Regions from separate parts of the Homo sapiens genome. Here region 1 is linked to region 2. A link is an interaction called in ENCODE POLR2A ChIA-PET data of the cell type or tissue named here. Cell type or tissue: MCF 10A. All regions are shown on one strand. Region 1 overlaps ARHGEF12 (Rho guanine nucleotide exchange factor 12). Region 2 overlaps ARHGEF12 (Rho guanine nucleotide exchange factor 12).

The links. ChIA-PET counts read pairs that join two places held together with the same protein. Peaks named below come from ENCODE experiments on the same cell type or tissue, not always from the same donor. Only the 100,000 strongest peaks of a DNase experiment are listed, where the experiment ranks them.
Region 1: POLR2A ChIA-PET joins it to region 2 with 6 read pairs; 14 of 35 experiments call an interaction of 5 or more read pairs at or near these places.

The regions. Positions count from the first base shown.
Region 1 is chr11:120,447,953-120,450,452 of GRCh38, forward strand. ARHGEF12 (Rho guanine nucleotide exchange factor 12) reads left to right here. Exons shown (of 41, transcript NM_015313.3): 20 at 282-396; 21 at 1,157-1,262. Among named protein-coding and RNA genes, the nearest start is that of GRIK4, 63 kb to the right of the region's middle. In MCF 10A, no CTCF peak of the experiment used is centred here; no DNase peak of the experiment used is centred here.
Region 2 is chr11:120,346,059-120,348,558 of GRCh38, forward strand. All of the region lies in intron 1 of ARHGEF12 (Rho guanine nucleotide exchange factor 12), which reads left to right. Among named protein-coding and RNA genes, the nearest start is that of ARHGEF12, 11 kb to the left of the region's middle. In MCF 10A, no CTCF peak of the experiment used is centred here; a DNase peak (open chromatin) is centred at 1,333.

The sequences.
Region 1 (2,500 bases), 100 kb after region 2:
CTATGTTTTTTTCCTTTCAGTCCTAAATTACAATTTATTTCTTTTAACTTACAAATACAGTTTGTGGTCTCTCTCTGGTGGCTTGTATGTTATTTGACTAATATTCTACTGTTGTCCTGAGTAGAATTCTCTTCTCTGTGCAATGACTAGTTAGTTCTTTAGTGTTTGTTTGATTTATTTCAATAATTCCAACCTTGGGGTTTTGGAAATCATTTGATGTCTTTATTCTACCAACCCTCCCTTCTCAGAAGTCTTAATTTACTTCGTCCTTTCTCCTCCAGCTCCACCATGCAGTATGTTATTCTCATGTATATGAAGCATTTGGGAGTAAAAGTGAAAGAGCCTCGAAATTTGGAGCACAAACGGGGTCGGATTGGATTTCTTCCCAAAATCAAGGTAAGAATGAAATAATGTAATAGCATGTTCAGGCCTTAGGGCTTCTTTACATTTGGTTGCAGTGTCTTCCATCATCTTAGTATTTACTTAATCAGCAAATTAATGCTAGTCATACAAACATTTATAAGATACTGTCTCTGTTCTCAAGAAACTCAAAATACAGTGAGAAATCCAGACATATAAACTATTATTAGACAATGTGAAAAGTGAAATTAGCAGTTTACAAAGAGTGCTATTTCTGATTCTGTTCATGCCTTATACTTTCCTTTTACTTTGCCTAAACTAAATACCCCCTGTGTTGCTACATAATCGTCATGAACATCTTTAGTGGCAGTAGAGTATTCTGTCAGTTTGTAATTATTTGTGTTTTTGTTTAGTGTTTACTAGATTGTAAAGCTGTATGAGTACAAGGACCTTCTTTATTATTGTATTTTCAACTGTTAGCAAAATGCTTAGTAAATATTTGTTGAATGGATGAATGAATTGTTTAGAATAAGTTCCTGGTAAATGTGCTATAAAACTACCCTTTGATTTTCCAAAGCTGTCAGTGATAAAGAGTTTGAAGAAAACATCTTGAGTTTGAGGTGTACACGGTACTGTGTGCGAACTTTTAATTAGTGCTCTGTGTGCATACACACGTGTACGGGTTTTCATTTACACTTAACAATTTCTTTGAACTAACCATTAGCATTACACTATGAAAATCGCAAAAGAAATTTACTCTGTTACGTATCTCTTATTTTTTGTACTTCAACTCTAGCAAAGTATGAAGAAAGATAAAGAAGGGGAAGAAAAAGGGAAGCGAAGAGGATTCCCCAGCATCCTGGGACCCCCACGGAGACCAAGCCGTCATGACAACAGTGCAAGTATGTTGAAGTTTGAAGTGCTGCATTTTCAGTACTCCAGGCCCTCTTCACATCAGAGGCTTCTTCAGCTAGAATGAATTTCTGGAGAAAGGAGTTGTTAGGATGATTTTACTGAATTCCCAATATGCCTTGTTTCCATTCAGCGTTATTTCTGAACTAAGTACCCCCTATGTTGCTACATAATTGTCATAAACATCTTTCGTGGGCTGGGCGTGGTGATTCACGCCTGTAATCCCAGCAGTTTGGGAGGCTGAGGCAGGCGGATCACAAGTTCAGGAGATCGAGACCATCCTGGCTAACACAATGAAGCCTGTCTCTACTAAAAATACCAACAATTAGCCAGGCGTGGTGGCATGCGCCTGTAGTCCCAGCTACTCGGGAGGCTGAGGTAGGAGAATTGCTTGAACCTGGGAGGCAGAGGTTGTAGTGAGCCGAGATTGCACCACTGCACTCAAGCCTGGGTGACACTGGAGCGAGACTCTGCCTCAATAAAACAAAAAGAAAAGAAAAAAAAAAAACGAAAACACACATCTTTAGTGGCAGTATTCTGTCAAATGTCCGTAACATAGTTTACTTACCTCTTCTGATTCTGTTTCCATTCAACTTGTGTTTGTTAAATTAAAAAAAAAAAGTGTGTATAGATCTCTCCACCACACTGAACGTCTCTTTATACATATTTACTTAGTCTCCATATTTCTAAAATTTCTCCACCTCTCCATTGTACTTTATTTTCTGATTTCCCTTTCACCCCAGGCCCAATAAAGAGAGATAAGCTCACTTGAGATGGCTGCAGGAGAAATAGGGATGGTGGTACCATGGGGAGGGGTCATGTGATGGTTCTTATCTCAGGCAGTAGCACATTTGAAAATACTGAAGCCAGGTGCGGTGACTCTTGATTGTAATTCCAGCACTTTGCAAGGCCAAGGCGGGAGGATCACTTGAGCCTGGGAGTTCGAGACCAGCCTGAGCTACATAGTGAGACCCTGCCTCTACAACAAGAACAGCCAAAATAAGCTGTGTATCATGGTGCATGTGTGTAGTCTGAGCTACCTGGGAGGCTGAGGTAGTATTGCTTTAGTCTGGGGAGTCCAGGCTGCTGTGAGCCATCATCTCGCCACTAAACTCCAGCCTGGGTGACAGAGTGAAACACTGTCTCAAAAAAAAAAAAAAAAAAAAAAAGATATTGGCATGGTAGAGTGGTGGGAGTAGGATTGTGATAGTGAGTGTCCCCCACAATG
Region 2 (2,500 bases):
TTCCTACACACCTGTTAGTTTTCATACCTTCTCCTCATAGGTAACAATAGTTAATTTTTTTGGTTTATCTTCTGAAACATTTAAAAATATATACCAGCCTATAATTTTATTTTTTGCACCTACTCCATAATAAGTGTATCTGTCTTCTTTTGCTAGGTTATGCTGCTGTAGCAACACTATCAAATTTCAGTGGCTTACAACACTGCTTTTCTTCTTGCTTATGCTACACCTTGTCAGCTGTGGATTGACTGCAGCATTGCTTCACGTTTCTTATTTTGGAACCCTGGCTCAAGGAGCATCCCCTGTCTGGGCTGTGCCATTATTGTGGATGAGGGAGAGAGCAAGAAAACAGATGCAGACATACAATGGCTCTTAAAGCTTTCACTCAGTCATGTTGTATGTCACATCAGCTCACATGTCAGTGGCCAAAGCAAGTCATATGGTCAGAGCTCACTGTCAGTGGGGTAAGGATGTATAGTCCTTCCACAGGTGGCATTGCAAGTTGCATGATAACAGATAAGGCTGTATAATCCTCTTAAGGAAAGTGGAGGTTAAATAATTTGGAACAATAAATAATATAGTCTACATCAACAAGTTCAGTAAATGCTTGTTAAATGGGTTATTTGGAGTCTATGAAAGTTTCTTTTTTTTTAGTGGGAAATTCAAACATAAACAGAAGTACAGAGAATGGTATGATGAACCTCCCTTGTTCCCTTTATTACTCCAGCAGTTAATGTACGGACAATCTTGGTTTATCTGTTTTCTTTCCCCCCTTCTCACTAGATTATTTTGAAGCAGTTTTTGGATATCATAATTTCACTTACAAGTATTTCACTAAGTATTTTTAAGAGATAAAGTCTGAACGTGTGACTTCTCATAGTAAATTATTACTGTCTGATAGGGTGAGGTAATAGTACTATATAGACTGACAGGTGTCAAGCAGCAGAGCACGTTCATAGAGCGTATCTAGAATTTGACAGCCTGAACTTGTTTTGATTTCATTTTGAGTATTTCTGGAGGAGGCTTACAACAGAATGCCATCTACTTTTCCAGCCTCTCCCTTTCTTTCTTTCTTTCCTTCCTTCCTTCCTTCCTTCCTTCCTTCCTTCCTTCCTTCCTTCCTTCCTTTCTTTCTTTCTTTCTTTCTCTTTCTTTTTCTTTCTTTCTTTCTCTCTGTCTCTCTCTGTTTCTCTCTCTCTCTCTCTCTCTGTCTGTGTGTGTGTGTGTGTGTGTGTGTGTGTGTGTGTGTAGCAGAAGCAGGTAATTAACCTCTGGAAAAAATAACATTGCAACAGATTTGATTTGCAGAGGTTTCATTTCTCACTGAGCCTCTGTTGGAATGATGCCAGTTGAAAGGAATCCCAGCTCTTAATGGCTCCAAGTCTTCTGGGAGCTCTCAGTGATGTTATTTTCTTTGGAGAAGAACATCAGAATCATTTATAAAAATCCTGTGTTCACCCATGCCATTTGCTCTGTGGAGAAAGGATCTATCATATCTTTAAGATGATCTCTAAGATGATATAAAAGTAAAGAAATTCATCTATCTAATTTTAGTTTAGAAATCATTAATGCCAATTTCAGCTGCTCAGGTTAGTTTGTCTTGAAGGCCTGAAAGCCTCCATTTTGATTCAAGATGTCGTAGATTTTATGAGCATTCAGTATAACCAGTAAGTTTGTCATTTCCATGGTTGTAGGGAATATGAGACATTCTGTTATGGATCTAGGATTACCGTTTCACAGGACATTCTTTTTTTGGGGGGATTGTTAGGTAATAAACAGTGGGACACAAAATAAACAGATATAATCTCTTCAGTTTGTAGATTTTCAGGTGACAATGAGGTGGCAGAAGAGGATTTGTGCAGATTAGGAAATAAATAATTATTGTATATAACATGATGGAAATATTTTAGTATAGTACCACTATCAAATTAATTTTGTTTCCTTAACTAGCTTCTTTCATTGTGTACAGAGACACTTATATTAAAGTAGTCTTTATAGATATCCAGTTAGCTTTAGTTTTTTCTAATTACATTATATTGCTAGTCTCATTTCAGAGTCCATGTAGGAACTACAGTAGAAAAGTAGCTATCATTGGCTTGTAAATAAAATTACTTAATTTTGAGTTTTTCTTGGGAAGGAAAAACCAGTTTTACAGAATTAGTGGAGTTGATTCTGGTTTTGGTTACTTGTGACAATATAGTCTATTTAAAATATAAATAAATAAAAATTTGCCCAAGAAGAATAAGTTTGACTTGCCATGATTCATACTGTTTTTCTGTTGTTGTATCACAATTGAGAACATTAGTTTCAGAGGTAATAGTTTGTCAGTATGGGTCGAGTAGCTCTAATCCAAAAATCCAAAATCAGAAATGCTTCAAAATCTGAAACTTTTTGGGTGCCATGTGCCACAGGTGGAAAATTCTACACGTAAGTACATAATACAAACTTTGTTTCATGCACAAAATTATTTACAGTAGTGTATAAAATTACCGTTAGGCGG